Linked DNA regions of Mus musculus: all the other regions are linked to region 4. A link is a loop called in an ENCODE intact Hi-C map of the cell type or tissue named here. Cell type or tissue: left cerebral cortex. All regions are shown on one strand.

Region 1 (8,000 bases), 74 kb before region 4:
AATGAGGTGGAAAAAAGTCATTTTGATCAGCTTGTCGTGGTGCAACGTACACCGCGCCAACGCCAGTACCTTTCGTGTGTACTCTTTGTCTGTAAGATCCAAATGTAAGCATTGTTCCTCCAGCATTTCCAGTTGTGCTCGCTGATTTCTCCAATCGATTCTTTCACCAGGTTATTTAATTTTCCCAAAATGAAAATCCTGCGCTGCAGTTCCCCTTCTTCTTCAAAAACCCCAAAGGGCTTCAGTGTCTCAATGACTTTCTGTGAGTGGGCAGTTGGGGGCTCGGGGGCTGCTAAGCTGATAGGAGAGGTAAAACCATCGTGCCTCTTGTGATGCCTGCATTGAAACTGGAAACTGGACAAGATCCACCAAGGCAGGAGGGAAAGTAGCCTGCCTCAGCCCCGGGGCAACCCCTTGACATTTTTTCTTTTTAAAATTTAATTTTATTTATTTGAATGCGCATGGGTGTTTTGCCTGCATATGTGTCTATGCACCACAGGTGTGCAGTGCTCTCAGAGGTCAGAGGGTGGTATCAGATCCCTCTAGAACTACAGTCGTATGTGGCTGCTAGGAACTGAACATGGGTCCTCTGGAAGAGCAGCCAGTGCTCTTAATGGCTGAGCCATCTCTCCAGCCCCTGTCTTTTTTGTTTTTTGTTTTTTTTTTTTGTTTTTTGTTTTTGTTTTTGTTTTTTAGAACAATGATAACTGTTAGCCATGTTCCTAAATACTTTTTCTGGAGTGCTGGAGAATCCTGGGCCTGATGCTCATTAGTCAAGAGCTCTACTCCAGGGCTACATGTCCAGTGCATCAGCAACAGAAAGTGCTTTACGTAAAGATCTTCTCATCTAAAGTAGATGTGGGCAGAACACCAAGAGAAATGTCCCTGATTCACAGAAAACTTGAAATGCCTTTAGATCTGTCATCTAGCCAATTTCTTTCAGGGCCTCAGGCAAGCAGACCCCAGAAGGCTAATACATTGCTGGGACAAAATACTGGAGAGACAACTTGAAGAAGGAAAGGAGAGATAACTTCTGTGGCTCACCTATGGAGAGATTTCAGAGCTATCCCTTTGGGCCAGGGTGAGGCACAGCAGCAGCAGGGAGAGGAGAGTGATCATAAGAGACAGGAAGGGACACAAACCCAGCTTCAAAGACACCTCACCAGTGACCAACTTGCTTCGACTAGGACCCTCCTAGTTTCTTTTTCTTTCCCTTTATATTATGACTCTTTAAATACATTAGTTCAACAAGTAGATCAGACTCCTCATGACCTCTATCCCATCAGAAACTATGGTGGTTTAAACAGGAATGGCCCCCATAGGCTCTTAGATTTGAATGCTCAGTCATCAGGGAGTGGACCTACTTAGAAGGATTAGAAGGTGTGGCCCTGACACACTTGAGGAAGTGTGTTACTGGGGGTAGGGAGATGGGGCTTTAAGGTTTCAGAAGCTCAAAACCAGGCTTAGAGGCTCTCTCTTCCTGCTGCCTGCAGGTCCGGATGTAGAATGCTCAGCTCCTTCTCCAGCACCATGTCTGCCTGCATGCTTTCTGCCATGCTGATAATGAACGAAACCTCTGAAACTGTAAGCCGGCCCCAATTAAATAAGTTTATAAGAGTGGTGGTGCACACCTTTAATCCCAGCTCTCAAGAGGCAAGGGCAGGTGGGTCTCTGAGTTGGAGGCCAGCCTGGTCTGCAGGACAGCCAAGACTACACAGAGAAACCCTGTCTCAAACAGAAGAAGAAGAAAGAAGAAGAAGAAGAAGAAGAAGAAGAAGAAGAAGAAGAAGAAGAAGAAGAAGAAGAAGAAGAAGAAAAAGAAGAAGAAGAAGAAGAAGAAGAAGAAGAAGAAGAAGAAGAAGAAGAAGAAGAAGAAGAAGAAGAAGAAGAAGAAGAAGAAGAAAGAAGAAGAAGGGGAAGGGAAGGAGGAGAGGAGGGGGAGGGGAAGGAGGAGAAGAAGGAGGGGAGGAGGAAGGGAGGAGGAGGAGAAGGAGAAGGAGAAGAAGAAAAGAAAGAAGAGAGAAGAGATAAAAGAAAAAAGAAAAGAAAAGAGAAGAAACTGGGCGGTGGTGGCGCACACGTTTAATCCCAGCACTTGGGAGGCAGAAATGGGCGGATTTCTGAGTTCCAGGCCAACCTGGTCTACAGAATTAGTTCCAGGACAGCCAAGGCTACACAGAGAAACCCTGTCTCAAAAACAAAACAAAACAAAACAAAAAGCAAAAAGAAAAGAAAAGAGAAAAGAAAAGAAAAGAAAAGAAAAGAGGTAAGAAAGAGGTAAACAAAGGCACGGGTGGAAGGCATTATGGAGGGTTACACAGGTCCCAAGCCTAAGAACAGGTATTTTCATTCCATTGGCAAGGAAGGCAAGATAGGAACTCAAGACAGAAACATGCTGGCAAGGAAATGAAGCAGAGGCAATAGAGAAGCACTGCTTACTAATAGTATCTTGCTCCTCATGCCTCTCCCAGCGCGCTCTCTCTCTCTCTCTCTTTCTTTCTCTCTCTCTCTCCCCACCTTATTTATTTATTTATGTCTTTTTTTTTTCAAGGCAGGGTTTCTCTGTGTAGCCCTGGCTATCCTGGAACTCACTCTGTAGACCAGGCTGGCCTCGAACTCAGAGATCCACCTGCCTCTGCTTCCTGGGCACTGGGATTAAAGGTGTGCTTCACCATCACCTGGCTCAGCTTGCCTTCATATACAACCAAGGATAATCTACCCAGGTATGGCACTGCCCACAGTGAGCTTGCTCCTCCTCTATCAGTCATTAATCAAGAAAGTGCCCACAGTCTTGCCTACAGGACAATCTGAGAGAAGTGTTTTCTCAATTGAGTTTTCCCATCCCATTTGTGTCAAGTTGACAAAAACAAACAAACAAACTACCCAGCACGGTGGCTTCCATACTTATTATGAAATATGAAGTTTTCTGTGGTTGTGAATGGAAGATTTGTCAGTGTAGAAATACAGCATAAAATGTGAGCAAGTTTTAAGGATGTTTTAGCTCAGCGTCAGACTTCAGATAACCTACTTCCATGCTAACATTGTAACATGAGGCTTAACACACACACACTCAAACCCCCTGAAAGCTAGACCAATCTCTATATCCTCGTGGAAATCAAGATAACTCACAGTTTCCTCAGACAAGAGTGGAAGCCACACTAAATCCGACAAGAGTGAGGTGAACTAGTTACCTTTCTGTTACTAGGACAAAGCACCTGAGATAACCACCTTATAAAGAGTGAAGGTTTATTCTGCTCGCAGAGTTGGAAGCTTCCATTCAGAGCCAGTTGGCCCTGCTGCTTTTGGGGACTGTGGTGAGGATGCACACCGTGGCAAGATCCTTGCCACATGGCCTGGACAAAGAGGAGAGTAAGAGAGCCTGGGGTGTAGCTGAGTTGGTAGGATGCTTGCTTAGCATGTAGGAAGCCCTGGATTCAATTCCCAGCACCCTGCAGAACTGGGCACTGAGCCTCAGTCTGTGGGAGCTGATGTTAAGTCCAGGTGAATAGTATCCTAATTGTAACATACCCAGTTGGTGTCCCAGGACTTGGAACATGGGATTAGGGTAGCTTGAAGTGGAGGAATGTCATGATCTGGGAGTAGAGTGAAACACTGAGGCGGCAGCAGAAAGGACATGGGACTCCATTCCTGAGTCACTGCCTCACTCTTAGGGAGAAGGGAGTTCAGAGGTCCCGCAACATATGATGGGGCTATCCCCTAATGAGCCCATGGTGGCTAAAAATGCTGTACATGTCAAATGTACTTTCCTCAACCTAACATCCCAGCTTAACTTAGCTTTATGTGTTCAGAGCACTTACACCAGCCTGGAACACCGTACAGTCCACAGAATCCTCTAACATAAATCCGACTTTACAGTAAGCCAATGAGCATCTTCTGGAACTTATTTAGTACTGTGCACTGTAGGGTGTTTACCCCAACAATAGCATGGCTGACCACTGCTCACATTGTGTCATATGTTAGTATCCATCTCAAAGAAAAGATTTGTAACGACTTAAGCATGATTTCTACTGAATGTTTGCTGCTTTCCACCATGAGTGTGATCTTAGCCAAGCCGTGCTGAGCCACCATGACAAACGGTGTCCCTAACACCTGTGAGACAGAATAAACCCTCTGTCAAACACAGCCACTATTGTCTTCAATGCCCAGCCACCACGAATCTCCCCACTGTAGTGTTTTGCTGTGTGCAAACTGAAAAGTGGGGTGTCACCACACCGTCACTGGCAGGTAAGGTTTGAAGGCCCGTGGAAGAGACAGGTGTGGTGGTGCATGCCTGTAATCTCAGCACGTGGACGGTGGAGGAAGGAAGATCTGGAATTCAAGGTCATTCTCTCAACAACATACAAAGTTCAAGGTCAATGTGGGCTACGGGAGGCCCCTCCTCAAGAAAGAAAAGAGAGCCTATGGATTATTATCATTATGACTTACTTTTATTGAAGCAGCAGGAATCCACTAGGGTATATGGCTTAATTCTTAATTCTTCAGCCATGCTCAGGCTTCAGAATTAAGACTCCGTGAAGGTCGACATAAAACAGTAACCTCAGTGAAGCACAAGCTGGTTTTTAGAGCTTGGGTCAGTTACTAGATACTTCCACTAGGCGGCGAGCAGGCTCCACCATGATTCGGGAAAGCACAGACTAATCCAGGCACTACCCAATCAGAGCTCAAGAGTTGCGTGCTCCCCACCTCCACCTCAGAACTCTGGGGAATCAGCCAGTCAGTGCTGCCTCTGACTCTGGAGCTCACCCAGAAGTGATCCTCTCCCTTGAAGCTTTGCCTGTGCACATGAGGAAACCGAGGTCACAGGCAAAAGGTGAACTTGGCTTTGGCAAAGGTTGCAGGTTGGATCAAGAGTGATGGAAAGGAGATAGGTGTCACACGGAGATCCCTTCTGCGGTGTCCCTTGTCACTGTGGACTGGTGGCGGCTAAGGCCCTGCCATAGGGAAATGGCCAACTACACATGGAAGCCTGTGACTTCAGACGGAAGTCCCTTCTAGGCCACTCATCTACTACTTTGCGCTCAAAGGACATGAAATCTGGACTCTTGTTCCTGAACAGGACAGAAGTGCATGCTGGGAGTGCAAGGGGGGGGGGGGGCTCTAGGGAAAGCTGAGCAGTGAGTATGGGTGAAGTCCTGGAGTTACAGGGCAAGAACCACAGACGTGTACATATTGTTAAAAACTAACAATTCCTTCTATTGATCCTTTATTGTGCCCAGGCTTTCAGAAACTTCCAGAGGCCTGCCTCCGTTCCCCACCCAGCTCTGCAGTACCTCACACAGACGTGTTAGTGCTTCCAGCTGTGTTACCTGGTCCTACCCATGGCTGAAATTAAGTCCCTGAATCTGAGGAGGGGCCATTGTCAGGCACAGTGACATCACAGGTCTTGCACAGGGCCATGTCTTCTGCCTGCATTACCCATCATGGGAGGAGCAGTGAACACTGAGGAGAAGTGGCCAGAGCCTCTTGTGGGCTTGAGTACTTCTCCTGTGACTTTGATGTCTTTAAGAGTTACAAGCTAAGGGCCAGGTGTGGTGGCACACGCCTTTAATCCCAGCACTCGGGAGGCAGAGGCAGGCGGATTTCTGAGTTCAAGGCCAGCCTGGTCTACAAAGTGAGTTCCAGGACAGCCAGGGCTACACAGAGAAACCCTGTCTCGAAAAACCAAAAAAAAAAAAAAAAAAAAAAAAAAAAGAGTTAGTTACAAGCTGCCCTTTTGAATGTGTTGCTGTTATTAAGTTTGAACCCAGCTGGGCAGTGGTGATTCACACCTTCGATCCCAGAGCTTGGGAGGCGGAGGCAGGTGGATCTTCATGAATTTGAGCCCAGCCTGGTCTACAGAGTGAGTTCCAGGACAGCAAGGATTACACAGAGAAACCCTGTCTCCAAAATAAGTAAATAAAATGGCAGGCTTTTGCTGTGTGGGCTAGCTGCAATCCAGCCACCTGTCCATTAGGAAATGACTGTCAGAACGTTAGTGCCCTGGAAGGAGCTAAAACAGCCCTCCCTCCTCCCTTGTCACTGGGATCTCTCCCTGCAGGCAACACAAGGTGGCATTCTCAGAGTCTCCAAGAGAAAAGGTAAAAGGGGCTTCTGAATGAAGGACTGCCATCATCCCAAAGTCCTGTTAGCCCAGAGATCTCAAGGACCCTGGGGTCTGCCTGACGGACGACCTGGGGCTTTGGCCAGGCAGCCTTGGGAAAAGCCTCAAGAAACCTTCTCTTATTGTAGTGGAGCCCCCATCTTTGCAAGGAACTGGGGAGCCTTGAGGTGTGGCATCGTGCAACAGCTGGACCTGAGATCCATCTCAGACACTCTTGACAGACAGCTGCTGGGCTCCTTCTCTGGGCCAAGCTGGGGCCTGAATATCAGAATGAGTAAGAAATGATCTCTGGCCTTGAGGAGCTTACAGACAGCAGAAAAGGCAGACCAGGAGGAAGTGCTGGGAAGAGGCTCAATAAGGCTGCACGAAGACAAGATCCCGATACCAGCGTGGGCTAGCCTGAGCCTGAGTCCCATCTCGTCTTCGTTCACTGGGCTGGCTTGCCTTCGGCTTGCAGTTAGCTTGAAAATTCAGAGTTTCTTATTAGAGCCTAGTGTCACAGAGTGGAAAATATTTGGTCAGAGGTGGTGTGCTGGAGTCATAACATGGAATTTTACTTTGAAGCTCTGTCCGACACAGACAGGCAGGGGAGCACACGGCAGGGAAGGTACACACATGGAGTCTGAGATGCTGCAGGGTCGGGCCTAACACAGTCCCTTACAGCCTGTCCTGCAGGAGAAAGGTTCAGAGAAACAGGACTGCGGATCTGCTGATGGTGGCCAGTGACAACCGGGGCTACAGACACCCTGTGGGGCTGTGAAAGAGAATGGCTGCCATAGATTCAAATATTTGCATACTTTGTCACCAGGGGATTAGGAGATGTGGCCTTGTTGGAGAAGGTGTGTCTCTGGAGGTTTCAAAAGCCCAAGTCTCTCTGTCTCTGTCTCTGTCTCTGTCTCTGTCTCTGTCTCTGTCTCTGCCTGCTGCCTGTGGATCAGAATATAAAGCTCTCGGCTACTGCTCCAGCACCGCACCTACCATTCCTGCCACCATGTCCCTCCCATGATGATAATGAACTGTCAGCAAGCCCCTCTCCCCATTAAAATCCTTTTCTTTGTAAGAGTCGCTGTGGTCATGGTATCAAAAGCACAAGTGTTTTGGAAGAAAGCAGGTGCATTAGTTGCTTTTCTGCTGCGGTGACAACATGTTTAACAAGAGCAACTTAAGGACAGTTTTATGTTGGTTCCTGGTATGGTGCCCCGCCTGGAAAGGCCTGGCAGCAGGAATCTGAGACAACTCAGTGTAGTAACAGCAGTAGGAAGCATGGGTAGATGCCAGTCCTCAGCCTGCTTTCATCTCTTTTATTCGGTCCAAGACCTCAACCTACAGAAGGTATCACCACAGTTAGGAAAGTCTGCCCATCCCGGGTAACCCGGTCTAGACTCTCTCCTAAGCAGGCCTAGAGAGTCAGGCTCCTGGGTGTCTGTAGCTGCCCAGGTTGACAATTGCTATTAACTCTCATGGCGAGGCAAACAAGGCTCACCCTGGGTAGATTTGGAGGGAACCATTGTTTGCAAAGCTCTGGGCTTCCCAGGAAGCCCCCTACCTCTTGCTCATGAACTCACAGGCAGAGGGCCTTGGCTGGAATTAGGCCAGAGCATCCTGCAACCCTGTGAACTATTTATTGAACTAAAACCTGCTTATGTCACCGACAGTTATGACTTAACCTAAACACTTGCTTTTCATGTCACAAGATAGAATTGAAATAATGTTCTTGAAGTCAGCTCACATGAGAATAAATGGTATCTTTTATATGTACTGCATAGATAATATATATATATATTACATGTGGCCATCTTTTCTTTGTCCTGTGGCTCTGAAGGACCAACTCCATGGAGGTCAGAGACCCTATCCTAGGCAATTTCTGCCCTTCCATTAT
Region 2 (8,000 bases), 230 kb before region 4:
TTAGGAATGGATATTTTGTTACTTCTGTGACTCATTTTTTTCTCTAGTCTGTGAACTTCGAAGAGTAACTATGTGGTCCAGAAGGCAGAAAGGGGGCTCCAGAGAACACTGCTTTACAATGACTTTGTTAGTGTGCTTCAGGCCATGATCCAGGAGCTTACATAAGTCACAAAAGCAAATCAAACAAAACATGTCTTGCTTGCTTACAGGCACACACACATATATACATACACACAGAGAGAGATTCACACATGCACACATGCACATGCATGTGTGTGCATGCACGTTCGTGTATGCACACACACACAGATACACACACACACTCTCTCTCGAGTGCGTGTATGTATGTACATATGCATACACACATACAGAGAGAGATAGACATATTCACACACACATTCATGCAGAAATAGCGATGACACTTACCTGATCCAGGAGTACATGCTTTACCACAGGGAGACTCAAGACAAACTTCACTCGCTGATTCGTCAAAGCTCTCATTTCCTCCAAACTTAAATCATACCTGTACAGAATAGAAATACCACGTGAGCATTAGGACACTGAGGTGTTACTGACCTTGAGTCTGTAAGTTGCCAGAAACAAACCCAGAGCTCTAAGAGAACAATCTTTTGTCCTGTTCCTGTGTAACAACTCCTGAGTCAGATGGGTGCTGGAAGGGGGGATTTCCTGATAAGATTCTGTTAAAATTACACTGCAGCTCCTTCTTCACTACAGAGCTGAAAGACTGCAGACACTTCAAAGTCTAGAATAGCCAGAAGGCAGAATCTGTGGGGGCGGGGGCAGAGAGTGGAACCCAGTGGTATAAGGAGAGGACTGTGGTAGTGTAAAGAGAATTGTTCAGTCAATTGGTGAAGTTCTGCCATCTTTTGAATGAAGCTGAGAGTCTACTGGGAAGTTACCCTCCTCGTAGGATTTTCAAGCAGATGACCTAGCTTGACAAGGTCCTAGTAGGGTCAAAACTAAGTCCAGTAAGAAACATTGCCTTTCTCCTTTCCATTCACATTCTGTCAAAACTGTGGCAAAGACTTAGGCTTTGCCATATTGGAGACAATCCTAGATGCAATCTTCCTGTCTCCCAACTCAGCGTCCATCTTGCCCACTGTACTTTGGAGGTTTCTCTCACCAATCCTCCAGTCCTTCACAGACAGTGCCCACCATTAAATTTCTGGCATGTCTAGCTCTATCTTAGTGTCTGTTTCTCAAAAAGCATAAATCTGGAAGGAGGAGTTTCTCTCTGTCATCCAAATATCTCCATTAAAATCATGGCAAAAGTCCAGAGCCCATCCATGTTTGATACTGTCAGTGTTTGTGTGATGACAATTCCAAAATGAATCAGACACTGGAATATTAAAGTCATGATCTTAAAACAAACCTCAAACTAATGTTATAGTAAGCAAATTCCAACTCTCTTGAAACAAATAGGAAAGGTTCTCACCAAAGAAATACAAAAAAAAAAATTTTTTTAAGAAAAAAAAAGGCATTCATAGAAATTATAGAACTGAAAATTTGGTAGCCAAAATTAATTTAAAAAATAAATAAATAAAAGCACTTCTCTGGTGAAATTAGTGCCTGTAGCTGACAGAACATGAGTCTGTGACGCCATGAGAAAGCTCTAAGTCTGAAGATGTGTTCTCTCTCCTTTCTTTCTTGTCTTTCTCCCTTCATCCCCATGCCCTCAAGGACAGGGTTTCTCTCCATAGTTCTGGCTGTCTACTGGCTCTGTGCTGTTGGGCTGGAACTCACAATTCAGTCTGCTTCTACTTCCAGTGCTGGGATTAAAGGTGTGAACCATCACCACCACCCTCTCCCTTTTCAGATGTTAACTCTGAGCCCCCAAAGTGAAGCATTTGGGGGTGGGAGCTTCGGGAGAGGAGTCTATCACTTCGACAGAACTTTCCCGAATGGACGGATATGTGTCACAATTAAGTTTCTAAAAACTAAAAGCAAAAGAATCTTGCAAACAACTTGAGAGAACCAATGCAAAGGGAAAGACCTACAGGGATGGTAACATCATCTGAAGCCATAGAGGTCTGAGGGAGGGGCTCGCGGTTTTCCCTCGCTCAGGAACCAAAGAACGATCAAAACGGGTCTTAAAGTCAGGGAAACCATCCCTAATGGATGGAGGGAAATAATTAAGACAGTCTCACAAGTCCATCCTTTAAATGACTACAGAAAGATTTGGCTTGGTGGCCCCCCTTTACTTTTTGAAGCCATACGATGTCTACATGTTGCCTTTTTGAAGAGTAGATGGTTTTGCTTTTTAACATTTTTGTGACTGGCTTATTTTCTTCCCACTTGGCATATTTGACAACCATGTCTCCCAGAGATTACTTGTGTGTGTGCCATTCTACTCAAAACTAAATGGTGGTCAGGTTCAAGTATGCATTGTATTTTTAAGAAAAATAAAACAAACTACATTTATAGAGTTGCTTGGAATTGAGAAAAACAATTATTTTAATGTGTATGTGTGCATTTGTGCCTTGTATATATGTGTGTGTGAGAGATCTTTGTGTAACATGTGTGTGAGGGTCCAGGGAGGTCAAAAGAGGGTGTGGGTCCCTTGGAGCTTGAGTTAATAGGTAATTGTGATCTGTGGGACATGGGTGCTGAGATCTGAACGTGGGTCTTCTTGAAGAGCAGCAAGTGCTCTTAACCACCAACTCCAGCTCCTAGATGTAGAGGGCTGCCCTGATGATGCTTGTATTCTAATGCTAATTTGGGCCCCCAAAACTGGTTCTCCCAGAGAATCTGCTAGCTAAGTGACCCTGCCCCCAGTTAATTGTGATTGGTAAATAAATAGCCAATAGTTGGGCAGAAGAGACATAGGTGGGGTTGAGGTTTTGTGGGCTTGGGTCAGAGAGGACCAGGAGGAGAAGGAAGAGGAAGAAGCCACCATAGGATAAAGGAAGAAGGTGCAGGAGAAGAGAAAGGAGAAGCCACTATGGGTTAGCTGAGTCATAAAAACGTGGCTCCAAGGGAGTTATGAGCAGCTCAAATAGAACATATTAAATAGTAAGTAACAACTGGGGTTATCAATAGGAAAGTAGATTGTAACAGCATGGAGGGTAGGCAGCTGCCCAGCTATTGTGCAGCTTAAGGCTTATTGGCTTATTGCAAATATAAAGTCTCTCTCTCTCTCTCTCTCTCTCTGTGTGTGTGTGTGTGTGTGTGTGTGTGTGTGTGTGTGTGTGTGTGTGTTTTATCTAGGAACTCAATAACCAAAGGCCAGGATACCAAATAATTTCTTACTACCTTGGGGTTTGTTTCTGATGGGTTATAGTCTATGAGTCTAGACAAATTTATAGTTGCATGCAGCCAATATCACATAAAGCATTCACCCTAAACATTCTCTGGCCCCTCCAATTTGGGCTTCTCTTGAGTGGTCTTCTCTCCCCTTATCTTGATCTTTATCCTTAGGAGGGTGGGCAGAGCTAGTAACATAAAGGTAACAACAGAAGCACTAGCTGAGTTGTGGTAGCAGCTGCAAAGGGAGTGGCCATCAGTAGCTGCAGTGACCAAGGGCAGCTACAGAGTTTCAAAGAACATCTAGAATACAAATGATGGGGATAGTGGAAGCAGGAAGCAAGATAGGGCAAAGAGCCTAAAATGAACATTAACAGAAGTTTGTGAAAGCTAGAGAAGAAAAACTGTGGATCCTGGTTGCTGGAAAGGTCCTGGGGAACTTCCAATCTTTGAGGACCAAGGTCTCAGAGATCCTAGGCTGAGAGCCCTAATACCAGCTGCCTGGGAGCTCTGGTAAATTGTGTAAACAATTTACACTTGTTTCTGTAAAGCTGAGGGTGCCAGAACCCAAAGCCTCTGCTCTTATCTACTATTGCCACTCACAGGGGCTGGAGGACAAGTTACAACAGCTGCAGAAACCCCGTGGGATTAAGTAGTGGATTTCATCCCTCTGGGGATTAAAGCAGCACACCATGTAACTCAACTTGAATGCCTCCGGCAATGAACGTCTGACTTTGAAAGCCTTACGGCTTGCATGTAGAGATGAGAAGACAACTTACAAGAACTGATGCTCTCCTTGCACAGCATGGGTTCTGTGGATCATGGTCATCGGGTTTGGCAGTAAAAGTGAGCCCTCTTCATAGCTCATAAAATGCATGTCAGAATATATACTTAAAATTGCCACTAGGTGGAACTTGTTCTTCATGCGAACTGTCATTGTGACTGACCAAGTTGAGAAATCTAAGCTGGATGAATAAGCATTTTGGGAACCTGGAAACATGAATATTTGTTAATCACAGTAGTACACCTAAATTTCTAACAGTCTCTAAAGCAGCGGAATGAGACTGTGCATCAGAGAAACAAGAGTTGCAGAAACAGTCACAAGCACTCTAAGCAAAATGAAGGGTTGATATTATATTCTCCTTATTTAAAACACTTCTTTGGTTACTTCAAATATTGTTTGTATAACAGTGGCATATAAGTCATACCTAATTATTTAGTATTTTCACAGCTATAATTCCTATTTTCGGTTTTCCTGAGTCTGTAAGATATGAAGATGTGACAGATACTGCTCCCCTGTCTCATTCTACAGACAGTGCAGAATATTTGATCACACTGTGACCTCTGAGATTGTCTTATTTATTTTAAAACAAACAAACAAACTATTTCTAGTTGTGGGGTGGCTCAGCCCTTAGCACACACCTTTAATCCCTCTGGCTGGAATGCATGTGAGACAACATGCCTGCTACACTTTGGAGTAACTACCTACTTATCAAAAGATAATAAGCATATGCATTGTCTCACACACACATACAAAATTGGAGGGTAGGGACTTGAATCTTACCTTTTTCCTTTCTAGTATCTTAATTCTAAAAAAAAAAATACTCTAAGAAAATACAATGTGTCAAGAACAAAGGTGTGGATTATAATTTAAGTCTCAGGAAATTAGTGCAAAGTAGATTTGCCTGTGTAACCCCCACCCAGGGCAAGGGGGAAAAGGTGTTCTCAGTTTCCCTGTCAACCTCTATTTCCTCTCTCCTGACCAATGCTGGCTGCTTAACAACTCTATAAATGACTGTCTACTTCTTTCGAATATTAAAGAAATTGGATTATACACTATGTGTTCTTTTGTGTCTGGCTTCTGGCACTCAGAATGACTAAGTTGTCTTCAGTGACTGTTGTGTCCATAGCTCACTCATTTTCACTCTAGGATTGAATCATTAAACTAGAATATGCCATAAAAATAAGCTGAGGGAACAAATTGCATGAGTCTAGTTATATTAAATTCTAAAAACAGACAAAACAAACCTATAACAGGAAGGAGGGCTAACAAAGCAGCGGATACCTCCTAAAGGGTAGGGCAGAGGTTGCCAGGCAAGGGGTGAAGAAGTATCCTCAATCACTATGGTCCTCTGCTCTACTTACAAAGACTCCTTGATGAAAAGAAGGCTCTTATAGGCCCGCTGTGGGTGGTACCACCCTAGGCATTCAACTCTGGATTGTATAAGAAAGCAGACTGAGCAAGCCATGTTGAGCAAGCCAGTAGGCAGCACTTCTCCGTGGCCTCTGAGTCACTTCTTTCCTCCAGGTTCCTGCCTTCAGTTACTACCCTTCCTTTACTTCATGACAAACCACGATATAGTCTCTTCATTAGAACATATAAAGCAAATAAACTCTTCCCCCACCAAGTTGCTTTTGACCAAGGTTTATCACAAGAATATAAACCTGACTAATACAAAGTCTGGTAAATTTTCCACAAAGATAACAAGGCAGAAGAACACGAGAGAGAAGAAATGTCACAGATAAGAGCACACTAAGGGAACTTGACAATACATACAACACGATGTCCAGGACAGGATCCTGGAATGGGAACAGAGACCTATGGGAAAGCTAAGGAAGCATTATAGAATCTTGAGTTTAATTAGTACTAGCAGGTTAGTGTGGTCACCTTAGTTTTGACAAACTGTCTGTGCTAATGTAAGATATTAACAGGGGAGGGAGACCTGGGAATTATCTTCACTCTCCATAGCTTTGCTCTGCACTGAAAAGTGTTCTACAATAAAAATTTCTAGGAGATGGAGAGATGATGGCCCATCAGTTAGGAGCTGCTGCTCTTGCAAAGGAACAGAGTTCAGTTGTCAGAGCCAGGTCTACTTAGCAATACCTTACCTGAGACAAGACAGTGGACAAGGCCTGATGAACACCACCCGAGTTTATCCTCTGGCTTCCATACCCAAGCACATACACATGCACACACATGTGTGCACATCTGCATACTTGTCTACCCACCCCATACATATATATATCTTCCCACCCCATACACACACACACACACACACACACACACACACACACACACACACACCTACCCACCCACCCCCACACCTCCATACAACAAAGGAAATGAACATTAAACACACAACTAGGTGGTGGCAAAAGAATCTCAAGCCCTTGCAGAGACCCAAAAAGAGCTTGAAATTTTATGATCACAACAGAGTATGACTTTAATTAAGAATTAGCCCCCAAACACTCAGAATTGCAGCCATCTGCAGAACAGATAGGAACAGGTCTCAGTGACCTCTTTACCCATACACCAGTCTCTTGGAGTCAGTCAGAAAGGGCTCCATCTATTAAAGCAGATATATTGTCTATTACTATCCTAAATAACAGAGGGATGCTCTCTAAGGAATGCCCCATGGAATTTCTTCCTGGAGTAGCAGGGCTTTATAATGCAGGTTGTACATGTTATAGGAAGGAAGCAAGGCAAATGGAAGCTTTTAAAGGCAATGCAAGCTGTATGTGTAGCTCATCTGAAGAAGCTGCAACTGGGAAAATCCTTGGCAGACGTTCTTGCTATTGGTTATGGTTCCTAAGAGCCACAACGTCTTTGTAAGTAGCATTAGCACCCATTAGCATCTGCTCTGTCACCTGAGTTGTGTTGCCCCAGGTTCCTTCATCAGATGCTCATTTCTTCTCTCCCAGTCTCATGGCTCTACTTGGTGACTCCATTCCAGATCCGAGCAAACACTGTCTAGCCTGTGCCATTCCTTGATTTCAACTCTGGTAGCCATTTCAAGAAAAGGTGACTGCCAACTGTGTCAGTGATGGTGGACTGGGGCCAAGCTAAAAATACCAGTGTTTCAGTCTTCCTGCCTGGTTGCTAAGTCTCGACCATGTACTCAAGGATATTTCAAAGCCTAGTGTCCCTCTATCCTTCTCCATGGGTCACTCCATTGTGAGGCTGGCGTCCCTTGTAACTAACTGGCTGCAGGAGGAGCAGCTTCCTATTTAAACTCTATCCTGTCCAAAACAAAGTATTCACTGCTGACAGGTCTCTGGAATAACCAATGAAGTATCTTTCCGAGGAGCAACCCAAAAGTCTCTCCTCCTATTGCATTGGCCAAAACCAGGGAACATGACCCTGTGGCCAGAGAATGGCTATGCCTGAAATAGCCTTAAAGCATGAGGTGGGGTGTGTGTGTGTGTGTGTGTGTGTGTGTGTGTGTGTGTGTGTGTGTGAAGGGTGTCAAGGAGACAGGGTTACAGATGCCAGGTTGCAGTGAGGTGACAGGTCAGCCTTCCCCAAATCACACTTTGTGCCCAAAGGTAGAACCTGATGATGCTGATGCTGAGAAGAGGAGTGGGAAGGACAGATGCTTACTTCACTAAGACTGTGCTTAGTGAGAAGCAGAGGAGGTGAAAGCTGCTTCACCAGCACCTTCAAGGCAATTCCTCAAATTAGATGCAGAAATGGTTGCTGTAATTACCAAGTCTTATCCGTCCCCCTCCCAATGATTTGATCTGCCTTTTCTTTTTACAATTTACCCTTATTGCCATCTTTAATAGACAAGTAAATTATAAAATATATACATTATGCTGACACACATAGCCCTATGTGTTCTGGATCCAAAACCCTTGGCAATATAATTATTTTCTTTGGGGAGAAAAATGTTTCCTAGACGCATGCTCTGAGAGTGCCTGACCTTAGACAAACTTTGCACTATGTACAGAGCACT
Region 3 (8,000 bases), 150 kb before region 4:
TTAGGAAATGTCCTTTCATGGAGCAGAAAACAAGAAGTAAGATTAGGATTGGGCGTTTTTCAAAATGAAATCTTCCAACTGTGCTAATGGCACTTGGTATTTCCCTCAGATAGGAATCAAAGGCTGGCGTGTCACACCCAGATCCCGCCGAGGCTGTGGTGAGGTTAGGGCTTCGAGCCCCTGAGTCAATGTCACACAGACACTGCCTAGTGAGTCAAGAGAGTCTTCGTGTACTTTTGACAGTATTGTTTGTGGTTTGCTTTTTCCTACCTCCAAGGACTCATGGCTTCATCGTTTGCCTCCCTCCCACAACTAACCCCTTTGTTCCCCTGCACCCTAGAAGCCCTTCAGTTCCCTTCCTCCTACTGCATCAGGTCTTAGCACAAGACAGGTCAGGGAGAGGGCACAGGCTGTGCTGGAGGCTCAGCCACCTCACTTGATGTGACTTGTGTCCTCGATGCTCCGTGGCACAGCTCCTCAAGCCCTTTGTTCCCTCACCCCCGCCTCTAGGGAGCACTGCTTGTCCTTTGGCTCAGACCTTCACAGTTTGCCCCTCATCTCTGGCAATGCGCAGCGTTAAAAGTCGGATTTCCTGGTTTCCCGGGACGTGAGGATGGGCTGAGGAATAATATGGGTGCTTTTCTTGCATGAAGCTGATCACATCACATGCTCTGGTGATGTGGGAGGAGTGTACATGTGCACTTACATTTGTGAGCAGCAGCAGTATCCACTACTGATAGATTATGGCCTTGGACAGGCCACATGCACCGTGGCCTTCAGTCCTTTAGAAATAGTGTGATGTAACAAACAGGATGTGTTTTGTCACAGCTCTGGGGTTGACTGATAGTTCTTTGCTTCTTTGCCTTTTCTAAGCAAAAAATAAATAAAAATTAATAACCAATCAACCAACTAAACAAACAAATCAAGAAGGTTTAAGGTAATTTCCCTGTCAACAGGAAAGCTAAATGTTTCTGCTTCTAATCATTCACGTGTGAATCTGGTCCATCTACTTTCAAGAACATTTTTTGTTTGTTCATTTTACATTTGTCTATTTTAACATATCATATGCTAAAACTATACATGCAAAAGAAGGGGAGAGGATAGCTTGGAGGTGTCAGTACTCTCCTCTACTTTGTGGGTCCATCCAGGGATCAAACTCAAGTCTTCAGGCCTGGCTGCAAGCCCTTTGCTCACTGAGCCATCTCTGTGGGCCCTTTAGTATAGCAAGAGCCCTTTGCTGATGAGGGACACTCTTCACTTCTGTCAGTAACTTTGGCTTCCTTATCTTTCTAGGTCACTGGCATCTTGCCATGCTTGCTCGATGGTGACTGTTTTATCAGGTCCAATTCTTCAACTCCAGACCTTGGGATATTATTTGAACTTGGAATTTCTTACATTCGCAATGTATGTCAAAACTGAAAGACAAACTGTTCTAATGCATCAAAGGGGAATCGTTAGAACCATATCTGACTTACAAGCAAAGTGATAGAAGCTATGTTAGCTACACTTGTGGTGTTCTGGTAAAACGCCCTGACAGAAGTGTTTATTCAGGGGAAGAGTTTATTCCAGCTCACAGTTCCAGGGATAAGAACACCATGGCAGGGAAGCACGCCAGGCAGCAGAGGGAGGCCTAGGCTCACTGCAGCAGCAGTCAAGAGGAAGGCAGGCAGGGAACAAATGGGACTGGACTGTAACCTCAAGGCTGCCCCAGTGACCCACTTCCTCCAGCAGGGTCTACCCCTAAAGGTTCTGCAACCAAAATCCCAAACAGTATACCAGCTGGAGACCAGGTATTCAAACATACATGCCTTTAGGGGAGATCCACACTGAAACCACAAAGAAGGATTTCTGTGTATCAGAAATTAACTCTGAAGGAACCAGATTGATGCTGACTCTCATTTTTTTTTTTAATTATTCATTTTATGTGAGTACATTATTGCTATCTTCAGACACACCAGAAGAGGGTGTCAGATCCCATCATAGATGGTTGTGAGCCACCATGTGGTTTCTGGGAATTGAACTTAGTACATCTGGAAGAGCAGCCAGTGCTCTTAACCACTGAGCCATCTCTCCAGCCCATGACTCTCTCTTTTTTTTTTTTTAAATTATTTATTTATTTATTTAGTTAGTTAGTTAGTTAATTAGTTTTCAAGATAGGATTTCTCTGTGTAGTCCTGGCTATCCTGGAACTCACTCTGTAGACCAGACTGGCCTCGAACTCAGAAATCCGCCTGCCTCTGCCTCCCAAGTGCTGGGACTAAAGGCATGCACCACCACTACCCTGCTTTCTCTCTCTCTCTCTCTCTCTCTCTCTCTCTCTCTCTCTCTTTTTAACATTTTTTTTATGAGTGGGCACAGCATGGAGATCAGAGAACAGTCTTAGGAGTTGACTTTCTCCTTTCACCGTGTGGTCCTGAGCATCGAGCTCAGGTTGTCAGGTTTGGCAGCAAGCACCTTGACTCTCTGAGCCATCTTTCTGCTCTGGTTCCCATTTGTGTGTGGTAATGCTCAGTGTTAGCTAAGGCAGAAGGGTTTGGTTGGCATTTATAGCATCAATGAACTCCAGTTGCTTTCAAAGAACAAAATGTCTCTTAAAGGCTGGGACTTCCCAGAGGAGGCCACTTAACCCTGTAGGGCACAGTTCTTACTTAGGGACTTGAGACAATGGCAAGGGAACGTCAGAAGTGTGCTTTAATGCTTGTCAGAGAAATAACCCACTGGAGTGCACACTCACCAGAGATCCCCCGTGTGCGGACTCTGATCCTGAGAGAGATCCCGTTACATCTTCAGGATAGATGGGTAGGGCATTGGAGACAGGTGAGCCCCACTGATCCTGGCAACTGGCGTGGGGGCTGAGGAAAGGGATCCTTGCGTTACTGATTCCTCTAGTCCATTCCCCTGTAAGACAAAGCTTCAAAATGCCGTGTAGGATCCTGTGATTTGACACTGTTCCCAAACTGTATAGCACTGAAGACCCACCCAGTGGCAACAGTTACCTCAGGGTGGGGTTTTAAGGGACCTTTCAAAGCAACTGTGATAAAGCAGAATTGTCATTTGAATACCATTTTTAACACCTGACCTACAAGTAAAATGGAGCCCTGGCATGCAGCATCTCATTTCTTTGAGGACAGCTAGGTGCTTAGAGAGGATGTGAGGACGCAGTGTGTGCTCATAAGTGGCTAGCTCAAGCACTGTTCCATGTGTTCGTTTTATTTCAGTCAACTGGTGAGAGAGGAGAGTTAAGCTGTGGCTGGGTGTTTCTTAAGCTTTTCGATGCCAGTGGAGTTCCTATTCCAGCAAAGTAAGTCAGCTCACTATTCCTTACAAGTGAGTGATTTGTAGAAAAATCCCTCGGGACTGTCTACCTCAGATGTGTTCTGTTAATAGTTCAAGTTTGGGAAGAGGAATCTCGTATCCATCTTAGTGTCTGAGGGAGCATGGGAAAACAGCTCACATGCTCCCCTAATGAGAAGGAAATGACCCAGAGAATTCATGTTTTAAAAGGAGTTTGCCTGGGCTGTGTGCTGAGAACGTTCAGTCCGCAGCCCCCATTGATTCACCACACTTCACTGTGCTCAAAATAGAGCCTGGCTCGCTTCAGGGAGCAGATGGTGAGTCTGCGATCCTCTGCCTCCCTTAGCAGGCAGGTCACAGAGCCCGCAGTGGCTACAACTGTAAACAAACGGAGGCTGTAAGAGCAGGAGCAGACTGGGCCAATCCCTGTGCTACACACACAAGGGAGAACAGATTGCCTCCCCGTCTCAAAAGCTAACAAGAAAATAGGTAATCTCAGTCTTAAATAGGGGAAAATAAAAACCCAAGTCAAGAGCATAAGCTCCCAGGGGGTACAGAGAGGCAGACAGAGGGCAGATTGGAGTGAGATGATTCTGGGTGGGCCCTGCTCCTCCTGGGTGACCGGTTGGGTTCCTTAACATCTCCAGGTCTCAGGTTCCTCTGTCTCTGATCTGGAGATTACTTCCTATCTCAGTAATAAGTAATGTGAGGATTACCTTAGGCAACACCCCCTCACAGCCTTCTTACCACTGGGCAGAGATAAGAGTCCAGGCCACCATTTATCTGGCATCACCCTAGCAAGGAGGAGAGGACATTAGTTATCATTGTATCATTATGGACACCCTGATTTCTTATAATTTTTTGAAAAAATTATTTTATACCAAGTATAATATAAATGGTAATATATTGCATGGTAACTCAGGGTTATAGTGTACTTAGTAGAGAGATGAGGTGTCCCTTCCCAGAGGTGGAATGAGAGCTGTTTTTAATTGCTCCAGTGTGTGTTGTGTGAAGGAAGTTGCTGTTCATCAAAAGCTGGGTGTGTGGATCCAGGGAAACCTCTCTAGGAGTGCAGTGGGGGATAAAGAGGCCCGTTAGCTTCTCTCTGCATTTAAGTTACACTTCCACAGAAGAGAGGCACATGGGACACAGGGGCAACAACTCCGAAGAGCACAGAGCTAGCAGGGGAGGGGATGGGCACACCTGAATACTGACTTCACTGCAAGTAATGACTCAATACATTTGAAAGTTAAAGCTTATTACTTACATACCATTAAAGTCAAATCATTTTAGTGACATCAGAATCTTCCTTCTCTCCATGTGGACACCACACTTCCTGCAGTTTGTGCTTAGGAGAGAGTCTGTTGAGTTGTTACCTCATAGAAGAGTCTGCATCCTGACTCTGATTTACCCATGAGTTTAGTAAGATGTCCATGAATAACTTCATTCCTGGCAGAGTCTAGTTGACAAATAAATGCCCATGACAAGGACCTGTCACATGTACTGTTCTTTCCTAGAACATACGAACTCTTCTTGAATGGCGGCACTCCTTACGAAAAAGGTGTTGAAGTGGACCCTTCAGTGTCCAGAAGAGGTACAGTCCTTCTGTGTGACCCTCTGTCAGCTGGCTCCTTAATCACCATGACCCTGCTATAAGCAAGCTAAAGGAGGGAGGGTTTATTTGGGTCTACATTTCCACAGGGTTCAGTCTCTGGCCCGTTGGCCCTATTGCTTTGGGTCTCTGTTAACAAAGAACACCATGGCGAAGCATGTGGTAAAGAAGCCTTCCATCCCTCAGGGGCTGGGGAGCAGCACAGAGGGGCATGGGTCCCTGTATCTCCATAGGCACAGCCCAGTGTCTGAATGCCTGAATGTGTCCCTGAAGGCCCCACCCCTAAATGGTTCCACCACCTCCATAGTATAGATAGGTCTTTTTTAAGACTTTTTTTTTTTTTTTTTTTTTTTTGCATGTATGTCTCTGAACTGCATTGCATGCTTGGTGCCTGTGGAGGTCAGAAGAGGCCGTCAGATGTTACAGATGGTTGTGAGCTACCATGTGGGTGCTGGGAACTGGACCTGTGTCCTCTGCAAGAGCAGCCAGTGTTCTTATCCATTGGGCCGTGTCTGCAGCACTCCCGGGCCTTGCAGTGGCATGTAGAACCTTATTACCCTTCTTTCCGTAAACGAAGCGAGCAGTAGAGCAGCGGAGAGCACAGCTGCATCCTAACAAAATACACTTTCCCTTGGAGCCAAATCCTTCACGTGCCATCAGTGCGAACGCTGAGCCACTAAGTGATTATTTTTATTGACACCTCTGAGACTCTAGAATTGTGAAGAATGGGGACCCCGCCTCAGCTCCTTTTTGTTGGACACTGTGTTGATGCCTGGCTTAGTGGGGGTTCTATTGCTGTAGTGAAACATGAAAACTTGGGGCGGGAAGGGTTTATTTGATGTACACTTCCACATAGTCTTCCATCATGGAAGGAAGTCAGGGCAGGAATTCAGACAGGGCAGGAGTCATGGAGTGTTGCCTACTGGCCTGTTCCTCGTGGCTTGCTCACCCTGCTTTCTTTTAAAACCCAGGACCCCCAGCTCAGGATTGGCACCACTCGCAATGGCCTTGGGCCCCTTCCACATCAATCGCTAATTAAGAAAATGCCATTCAGGCTTGCCTGCAGCCTGATCTTGTGGAAGTATTTTCTCAGCTGAGGTTCCTATCTCTCAGATGACTCTAGCTTGTCATAAAAACTGCCAGCAAAATACTTGACAGATAGAGAATGGATAGAATAAGCTAATTCAAAGGATGTAGATTTTTGAATGCATGCCAAGTTGTTTTCTCTCTGCCCCCCCCCCCCAAAAAAAAACCCAGAGTTCCTTAATACCATCCACCCAGCCGTGCCCTGGAGAAGCAGTGACCTGGGCAGTAGCACAGATATATGGCCCTTCCTCATAGACTGAGTCAGCAGACATGCAGCTCTCCTCCACTATCCAGGGCAAGGCACGATGCTCCAGATCCACCCCACAGTGCCCCACAGTGCCCACAGTGACAGTGCTCCACAGTGACAGACAGTGCTCCACAGTGACAGTGCTCCACAGTGACAGTGCCCCACAGTGACAGTGCCCCACAGTGACAGTGCCCCACAGTGACAGTGCCCCACAGTCATAGTGCCCCACAGCGACAGTGCCCCACAGTGACAGTGCCCCACAGTGACAGTGCCCCCATAGTGCCCCACAGTCATATGTCCCACAGTGACAGTGCTCCACAGTGCCCCACAGCAACAGTGCCCCAACAGTGACAGTGCCCCAGAGGGACAGTGGAGTTTGGCTTTGGAGAACAGACATGGAGTCTAAGAATCTGTTGGTTCCATCTGGAGCCAGGCATGTTTTATCAGCTCCCTTCATACTGCAGAGCATCTGTCACAGTGGCTTGTGAGGCACTTTCTGGAGACGCATTCATATTCATGTCAAGACAGGCTCATAGAAGCTGGGCAGGTGACCACTGCCTTTCATGCAGTCCAGCTCCACTGGCTGTAGATTCTCATTGAATGTGTGTTTGAATGAACGCCGTCCCAAGCACTTAAACTCTGGCTCCATATTCCTGATGTTTTTGTAGCACAGGGCAGTGTTTTCCGTCAGATGATAAGTGTGCGCAGGCAGCCTCAACTTCTGGTGAAACTTCGGTCTCTGAACAGGAGGTCCAGGGCCATGCTCAGGTGAGTAGCTGGCCTGGGCTTTTGGGAGAGGCAGGGGCAAGTGGGAAAGGGATGCTTGCTGAACTTCTTGCCTCTGAGCAGCGCAGCAGTGATAAAGCTCAGATTTACTCCTCCCCAGTTAGCTCACATGGTGGCTGTAAAGCCGGGAGGCCTGGCCCAGGGGTCTTCAGCCCTGGCTGCTCTTCCAGAGGACCCACGTCAGGCAGCTTACAGCCATCCGTAAATCATCTCCAGGGGATCCAATACCATCTTCTAGCCTCTACATGACACACATATATACACCTATATTTTTAGGTAATGGATGTCACATTAGATAATTTAGATGCTCTTGAATAGGCGAGGCTTACCAGTGTATAGACCGATGCTCAGGGGTGGTCTTCTTTTCTGTGTCGGGTTGAGGAAGCTCTACTTCATGTGTAGTAAAATTCCCTTTTTATCAAGCAGTTCTCAGTCTTGACAAATGTTCATGATGATGGATGTAACAGTTCCTGCAGGCAAGATGGAGAACACCTCATTCTCTCTCAATACTTCTACATTTTCCAAACCCTTATGGATGGTGCTGGGTAGACTTGGAGCTGCACTAGAGGCCCGTCCATGCTGCGGGCTTGTTAGTAACTTGGTCCTTTTTGTTTTAGATGGTGCTATACTTGATGGATAGGCATTGTTGGCTTGTCCATGCCTTGCTTGATGTTTCTAGATCTGGTCAGACAGGAGTAAAGCTGCTCCGGATATTTGCATATAATGCATATGTCTGCATTTCTTATGGGTAAAAATGTGGGGAATGGAATTGCTAGCTTATAGAGCATTGCGTTAACTTGATAAGAAGCTCCAGACTGTGGTCCATTGACTGCACCATTTGCCTCGTCACTAGCAAAGCAGGAACGTGTCAGTTACTCTACATTCTTGACAGCACCAAAAGTGCCTTGGGGAAGGGGGGTGGACCATTCTAAATTTGAGGGATGTTTACCTCCCATTATTTTAACTGGAATTTCC
Region 4 (8,000 bases):
CCCCACCACTGGGTTATATTTGCAGCCCATATGATGGGCTTTGAAAGTGCCATGATTTATTTGGAGTTGTGAGCCACCATATGGTTGCTGGGAACTAAACCTGGGCCCTCTGCTGAGCCAACTCTCTAACCTCATTGTCTATCACTTCTTAAAATGAACCTCCCTCTGCCAGGTGTGGTGAGCACTCAGGAGGCAAAGACAGGCAGATCTCTGTGAGTTCAAGGTCAGCCTCATTTACAGGGCTAGTTCCAGGATAGTCATGGCTACACAAAGAAAACCTGTCTCAAAAAATGAAAACAAACAAACAAACCTGTGGCTAATACATTGAGGACCCTTGAAACTGGATCTGAGCCCCCTACCCCTGCCCAGTTCAAGTACCCACATACCCTATAATCCTAGGTTTCAAATATATGCAAATATATGTGATGCCCACATTCAAAGCATTGCTGAAGTCAAAGCAACATTTAGATTTTGATTTCCTCTATTACCAGTCACTAGATGTCTATCTATTACCAATATTTGTCACCAGATGTTGTCCTCTAAGTAACCAGGTGTTCCATGGCTCTGGAACTGCCAAAGTGTTACAGTTCTCAGAAGGGAAGCCCAAGCAGGGCAGGTAGCTGGGGTCCCAGGTCTTACCTGCTACTGCGGCAGCACCAATGCTAGTGACAGGGGTGGTGGCAGTGGCAGATGGCAGCAGCAAGGATGGTTGGAACAGCAGGGGTGTGAGCCCAGCCTTCCTGGCGGGGGTTGGGGGGGGGCTGCTAAGGTCCAACAATGAGTGTTTCCAGAGAGAAGATGATTTTCAATGAAATAATTTGTGCACTTTATTCTATGTGGATAGAGACTTTATAAACTTTGAAGAGTAGTGAAGTGGAAACTTTGGAAAGTCAGTTGTGTTGGATTGTACGGAAGTGGTTCTGATGTTTTGATCGGGAATCTGCATATTCATACACTAAGATCCTTGTCCCCAGTTGGTTCTTGATTGATCAGTAAAGATGCCAGTGGCAAACAGCTGAGCAGAAAGAAAGAGGAAGCACTTCCAGGTCCCCACAGGGTAGGAGAAAGGAGAGGGCAGGAGGAGGAAAATGGAGATACTTGGGGGAAGAGACAGAACAGTCTCAGAGCTGCAGGGGAGATCTTCCAAAATGTAGGTGGAAAAGGGAAAGCGGCCCACAGAAGGGCAGCCCAAAAGCATCCTGGGCAGCAAGACCAATGGGCTTCAAAGAAGGTAACCAGGCAACAAAGCTGAGGGAAGATTTAGAGGTGTTGAGCCAGGAGTAAAGGGAAGGACACACTAGCTGCAGGAGGCTTTGAAGAGCCTGGCCTGGGCATGGACTTCAGGTGTTTTCCCTACTGATTGTTATGGTCCTCTCAGTGGGGTGCCATGGTTACATGTTCCAGAGCAGGTAGAGTTTGGCAGAGAGCTGACCCCACACCTACTGTACTCAACTCTGAGTTCACAGGGTTTGGGCTCACTCAACCTTACCATTTCTTTGGCTGGTGGCATGATCTACTTGCCCCATACCAGTAGAGGGCCAACTGTTTTATCAAAAAAATAAAATAAAATTGGGGGAGGGGGTGGCCCAAGCTGACTTCACACTTACAATGTTGATATGGACCTTGAGCATCTGATCCTTCTGCCTTTACCTCCCTAGTACTGGGAGTATAGGCATTCATCACTGTGATGGCTATTTCCGGTTGTCAAGACTACATCTGAAATGAACTACAATCCAGAAATGGAAGACACGTTTGTGATCCAGATCTTGAGGCTGGAAGACACAGGCTTTAAATCTGGATCCTGACATGGGATGACATAGGCTATTGATCTGGATATAGAGGTATAGCGGCTCAATGAAAAGCTTAGGTCCAGCCAAGGTGATGCATACCTTTAATCCCAGGAAACAGAGGCAAGCAGATCTCTGAGTTCAAGGCCAGCCTGGGACAGAGCAAGCTCCAAGAAAGAATAGCTTAGGTCCAGGTGTGGTGGTGCACACCTTGGATCTGGGCCGTAGCTTCTGCTGGAGGCCTATATAAGGGCAGTGGAAAGAGGAGGGGTTCCTTGTTCTTTACCTGCTACATTTACCTCCTAGCACATCTAATGGAACTTCCTCACAATTTCAGCTTATACAGAAGACCAGCTGAACAGCTAGTATCATGGGACTGAGCAACTACAAGATTCTTGAACTCCCCATTCACAGCTGTCCATTGTTGGGTTAGTTGGATGGACGGCAGATCGTTAAGTCATGCTAATAAATAACCTTACTATATAGGGGCATTCCAGCGTTCTGTGACTCTAGACTAAACCATGCCTAGTTTTATGTAGTGCTGAAGAGTGAACCCAGACTTTCATGCTTGCTAGGAAAATACTCAAATGACTGAGCTACAGCGCCAACCATGCTTTACAGATATTTTACAGGATATTCACATGTGGACAGGCTGGGGATTCCTGGGGTAAGAGCCTTTCTGGAGCAGCAGTGGCTACTGGCTAGTGGCCTGACCACCGGGCAGGCTATCACCCCATTCTTCCCACCCCACTTTGGTGACCAGCTGTCTTGGGTGCTCTCCAGAACTTGTGTCATCTCATCATCTCAGAGGAGAGGACAGAGCGAGCCTTTGGACCACAGAACAGCTTGGGGAGGGAGTGAGAGTACCACAGCCGCCATCTTGGGTGAGTTTCTCACCACTACCTGACACAGGCTGGCTTCTGTTCTAGATTTCTCAGCCTGCCCAGCATGGAGTGGAAGAGTCTGGAGGTCAATGGCCCTAAAGGCTCTAGTCAAGACTGTCACTCCGAGTCCCTCATGGCTATCTACTGAGAGAACAGACCTTGCTCTCTCAAACCTGTCTCCCTAGCACAAGAAGCCACATAAAGTCCTTGAGAAAGGCTGGAGAGATTGCTCAGTGGTTAAGAGCACTGACTGTACTTCCAGTGGGTTCAATTCCCAGCACCCACACGGCAGCTCACAACTGTTTGCAACTTCAGTACCAGAGGCTCTGACACCTTCACACATGCAGGCAAAACACCAATGCCCATGAAATTCTTAAAAAAAAAAAAAAATTAAAGTATTTCTCAAAAAAAAAAAAAGACCTTGAGAAACACTGGACTGGGGTGCTGTTTTGGGTAAGAGACTGCTCCTGAGCTACCATGAACCCCTTCTGAGATTTGAGAAAATCTTTTCTAAGCCCCACTCTGCTCAGATGAGAAGTTCTACTTGGCCCCAAGTGAATGTGGTCATTATGAAAGAAATTCTACCTTGTCAAGAACACTTCAGAGGCCCATTTTTCTTCTGTCCTCAGAGAATCAACACAATGCTCTGAACTTGTTTGCATTCTCTGAAGACCTACTGTTCTCTGAAGGTTTCCGTGGTAGTGAGAACCAGCAATTCCTCCAGGTTCTCTTCAACCAGAGGAAGGAAGGGGCCGGGTGGAACCTGTCAGGTCCAAAGAAAACTCCATTTCCCCAAGTTCTGACAGTTAAACAAAAGCCAGAATTCCTCAGGAACTTGCGAAGCTGGTTCCTCACTACCAAAAGGAGCCATTTCCCTTATCACCGGCAGAAGGGACAAAAGGTACCTGTGTTGGCCTCCAGGTTCCCTCAGTACCACAAGGACCTGTTTACACACTTTAGAGTCTGAACTGGCATCCTGGCTCTTCTTAGGCTCTTCTTATACGTTAGAGGGGAAGACTTGATCTCCAGGGGTTCAGGCTGGGGTTAGGGCAGTACCTTGGCACTCCTGTTGGGTCTGGACAGCATTTGGGAGAAGACTGAACCTGGAAGACAAAAACCTTACCCTGACTTTTCTATTTTATCTGTAATATTCTTTTTTAAGATGATGATGATGGTGGAGATTTTGGTTTTTTGAGACAGGGTCTCTCTTTGTAACCCTGGCTATCCTGGACTCGCTTTGTAGACCAAGCTGTCCTCGAACTCACAGAGATCCGCCTGCCTCTGCCTCCCAGAGTGCTGGGATTAAAGGTATGCATCACCACACCTAGCTTTAATATTATTTCGGTTATTTTTATAGTGTGTGTAAGCACAGGTGCTCTTGGAGGCCAGAGGCTACAGATCCTCCTGGAAGCTGGAGTTTTACAGACAGTTGTGAGCCATCCAATCTGGGGGTCCCCTGGAAGAGCAGTCTGTGTTTTTAATCACTAGCCATCTTTCCAGCCAACCCCCACACTATTGCTAACTAGAGAACTTTCTAGTTACTTACTAGGTGCTGCAGGAATAAGATAAACGTCATGGAGCCCTGGTGTGTGGACACTGATGGACATTCCCCAACAAGGGATAGCTTACGTTCAAGGATTCCCCATGGTGAAGAGTGCCTTCAGCTAAGAGCTTCCTTTGCTGAGCCACCCCACCCCCCCCGGCCTGTGCAGAGTCAGTCTCCCCTTCGCCCCAGTGCTGTAACCCTGACAGCATGCTTAGTCTGTCAATCATGCCATCTGTCTCTTAGCTTTCTATATATGTAAACTGAGGAAGCAAGCAAGAACAGCCTGGTGCTCCTCTTTTATTTTTCATTCACTGACTCATGTGGGTAGAATTTTGACTCCTCCTCATGGGGAAGAGACGCATTTCCTTTCAGTCCTTCAATCGATCGCAAGTCTCTGTGTTTAAAAAGTTCCCAGAGCTTTGATGTCATCCAACTCTGTTGCCCACTTTGTTTCTGGGCAGGGATGTGAAGTTCACAGGTTTACTCTGCTTCCAATTGTGTTTGAAACTCAGTCACCACAGAGTTCTGGCCTTGGCCGCCCACGATGTGTTTGGTTATTCAGGAACAGTCTCCTCCCCACCCTCTGTAGACATCAGGTCGCCAGGTTTCAGGGTGCCTGGTGCCTGGCGTCCCCCGGTGGTACACAGTCAGCGACTTGTTTGCCAGGTGGCACTTCCGCTTGGGCCTGAGGACTTTAGTTCCCACACAGGGCACCCACCCCTCCTGCTGCCCCAGCTCAGTACTAGCCATGAAGCTGCAGACCCTCAAGGCTCACCGCTGGCTTCTCTGCTCCTCAAGGCTGGCCTGGGAGAAGTCTGGGGCAGATCCTGCGGGGAGGAGAAACAATGGACAGCAATGCTGCAGCATCCCACAGATGAATCCAGCCATCCACCCCAGACCAGGAGCCAGCCATTAACAGCCCAAATTGGAGTGCCCCTGCCCAACAGTCTCTAGAGCTGTCCCTGCTGGGTGCCACCTTCCAGCAATGATCCAGGGTCTGTGATGGGCCAGGATCGGGTTCGGAGTTGCTGGGAGTGGTCAGGGGCTGGCTATCCCCTCTTCATTTCGCTGTTTTGAGCATCTCTTTAAGCTGTGTCTTCACTCACACAGGAGCATACTGTGACCACAGACACACACATGCAGCCCCATCCGCCCTCAAGACCCTAAGAAAATAACAATTCCTTTCTCCCAACTCTCCTACTTTCCTTTCCCTGGGAACCCAGTAAGCCTCCCCCGTCTTCTCGACACCTCTCTCCCTGACCTCATAACTCCCCCAAAAGAAAAATAACCGAAACCTAGATAAAGGAGCTCACCTTGCCTTCTTGCCACACTGGCCTTAGGAGCTGGCCCTGGAGGCTAGCTGCTCTGGCAACCTCTAACCAGCTCGAGCAAATTGTAATCTAGGTATCTCAGTACTCAAGTGTTTTTTGTTTGTTTGTTTATATGTACAAGTGGACTGAAACACTGTCCATCACGTGTTAAATGCTCAATAAATGCCAACCTTTCTGTATCCATTGTAAAAGCATTGTGACACCTCCTCCCCCAATAGCATTTGTGGTTCAAAGGAGGGTCCTATACACCAGAGTACCAGCCAATCTCTGACGGGCAGGTATCGGATTTCAGGCTATGTGCTGAGTGCCTCAGCTTGCGCTGGCTGGCCCTGTACAGCGGTGACACAGATGGGTGCCTGACACCCACTGCTCCCCAATAATCCCAGACTGAGGCACCTCCTTCCTCTGCCAGGCTCTCTATTTCTACTCCAGTCACTTCTGGAATTTTCCTGAAACAATGGCCTGCTGTTAAGATGCTGGTGCCCTGGCAGGAAACATGGGCTCTGGGAATCCTGCTTTCCTCACCCTTAGAAAGCTACACTGGGTCTAGGGGTAGAGAGTAATTTCAGCAATGTAACTAATACCACACCTGCAGGTCCATGACTTTGGAGTTGTCCCCAACTTCAGGTTGGGTCTATAATAAATAAACTTGTCTGAGACCCAGCGTGGGTACACAGCTTTGATCCCAGCACTCAGGAGACAGGCAGGAAAGGATCTCTGTGAGTTCTAGGTCAGCCTCATCCACAGAGCAGATCCCAAGCCAGACAAGTTTGCATAGTGAGACTCTGTCTTAAATAAATAATAAAATTAGACAAAGCTGTTTGAACCTGGTAATCTGTGGCTTGGAAGATGCCAGAAACACACCCACACCTCATGAAGAAAGCACGCGTGATTCTTCCACGACAGCATTTGCAAAGTGGATGTTTAAATGGAATTGGTGTCCTGCATTTGAAAGAACAATCCACTCTCTAGTAGACAGCCACTTCAAACTGCACATCTCAGTGACTGTCTACATGGGAGCAGTCCAAAAGGGAACAGAACTATTTGAGGAACTCTGCCCTCTAGTGCTTGGAACCTTAAAAACAACAAATGCAATTTAATTAATTAAAGAGTCCACTCTCCTAGCTGGTTAGAGCTTCAGGAGTCCCCCAACATCTGTCTGAGCTCCACAACAGCCCAGGTGCAGACACCTGGGTGCTAAGGCAATCTATCAGACCTCCAAAGCAACTGCAAACCCAGAGCTTTTCTTTGACAGACTGCAGTCAGATTGGACCCACCCCACCAAAGATAGGAGCTGCCCCCTTTAACAGCCAGGGAATGAAGCTTTTAGCCCAACCAGCACAAAACCCATGCAAAAACTCCTGAACACAGCAGACTGCCTTTGGTACCCACAAACCTCTGCAGGGCATGTCCATTTCCCAGGCCTCAAGGAGACTCAGGTTTGCCCGGCCTTTTCTTTCCCCTCTTTGGTTTGATACTCTCTCCTAATTTACATTTCACTTGCAAGCAGGGCCCCACAAGGCACTATGTAATGAGGAACATCACTTCTCTGCTGAGTCCTAGCTGGGGATAGAGAAAGTTTTTCAGTCTGGCTCCCAGGGAAGATGCTCCTGGCCCCCCTCCCCCAAGTCGGACTTGTAGATCTGCCACCTTCAGGAGGAACTGGCACCCACTCCTGCTAGATACTGCAACTCCTCCACATGTGGGACAGGGCCCCGGACTTCTGCATTTCCCAGGGACCAGGGGCCTATATTCTGCATGGTCACCTAGCGTGCAGAGACCCTGCCCCAAGAGCTTAGAATCCTAACGTTTATTGACAGTCTCTCCCTGACAGCCAGAAGCTAGCTGAGGCTGGAGTTCCCACAATGGAAACCTCCCAGCTCCCCTCCTGTGACCCTAGACAAGCTCAGAATATCTACTTTTTGATCTGCTTTGTTACTGACTGGCCAATAAAAGGTCACCTCTGACTACTCACCCTTTGTTGTCTGCCCTCTCCATTCTTGGAGGGAGGGTTAAGAGCCCAAGCTAAGACCCCTTTCAACAGCATGTTTAAAGTATACTCTTGGGAGTTTTGATGTTTGTACACACTGTGAAACTACCACACCACTATGACATCTACCACCTCAAAAGCCACTTCACGCCCCTCAGGAACACCCTCTTCCATCCCTACACAACCATTCCTACTACTATAGTTTGTACTTCTGGAAACTTTCACATCTCGTTTTAAGGAAGCCTGGCTTCTTTCCCTTAACACAATTATTCTGCTAAGTATCACTCTCTAGTTCCTTTCACTGTTAAGTAATGGATGGTCCGGATACATCAATGCCTCCTGAGGACAGGGCATCGATGGTCTGTTTACCTGGCCATCTCTACACTTTTGCTTTGTTACTCCTAGGTACATTTCTCTGATGTCTTTGCAAGGTAGAGAAGGGTTGCTAGAGGCTGTGCTGAC

What was found. Peaks named below come from ENCODE experiments on the same cell type or tissue, not always from the same donor. Only the 100,000 strongest peaks of a DNase experiment are listed, where the experiment ranks them.
Region 1: a loop joins it to region 4, with 2.7 times the contacts of the local background. A loop is called at or near these places in 15 of 42 quality-filtered maps.
Region 2: a loop joins it to region 4, with 3 times the contacts of the local background. A loop is called at or near these places in 12 of 42 quality-filtered maps.
Region 3: a loop joins it to region 4, with 2.2 times the contacts of the local background. A loop is called at or near these places in 4 of 42 quality-filtered maps.

The regions. Positions count from the first base shown.
Region 1 is chr2:127,680,782-127,688,781 of GRCm38, reverse strand. It overlaps the pseudogene Gm14245. Among named protein-coding and RNA genes, the nearest start is that of Gm14244, 7.1 kb to the left of the region's middle. In left cerebral cortex, a CTCF peak has its summit at 4,606; a DNase peak (open chromatin) is centred at 4,679.
Region 2 is chr2:127,841,716-127,849,715 of GRCm38, reverse strand. It overlaps a transcript of Acoxl not described here. Among named protein-coding and RNA genes, the nearest start is that of Acoxl, 8.9 kb to the left of the region's middle. In left cerebral cortex, a CTCF peak has its summit at 4,163 (motif pointing right); a DNase peak (open chromatin) is centred at 4,083.
Region 3 is chr2:127,752,980-127,760,979 of GRCm38, reverse strand. Nphp1 (nephronophthisis 1 (juvenile) homolog (human)) reads left to right here. Exons shown (of 20, transcript NM_016902.4): 13 at 1,294-1,404; 14 at 3,219-3,301; 15 at 4,812-4,888; 16 at 6,908-7,007. Among named protein-coding and RNA genes, the nearest start is that of Mall, 27 kb to the right of the region's middle. In left cerebral cortex, no CTCF peak of the experiment used is centred here; DNase peaks (open chromatin) are centred at 1,612, 3,285 and 3,597; H3K27ac peaks cover 1,175 bases.
Region 4 is chr2:127,607,021-127,615,020 of GRCm38, reverse strand. No RefSeq gene overlaps it. Among named protein-coding and RNA genes, the nearest start is that of Mrps5, 24 kb to the right of the region's middle. In left cerebral cortex, CTCF peaks have their summits at 3,486, 3,697 and 6,618 (motif pointing left); DNase peaks (open chromatin) are centred at 4,769, 6,013, 6,587, 7,121 and 1 more place; H3K27ac peaks cover 2,295 bases.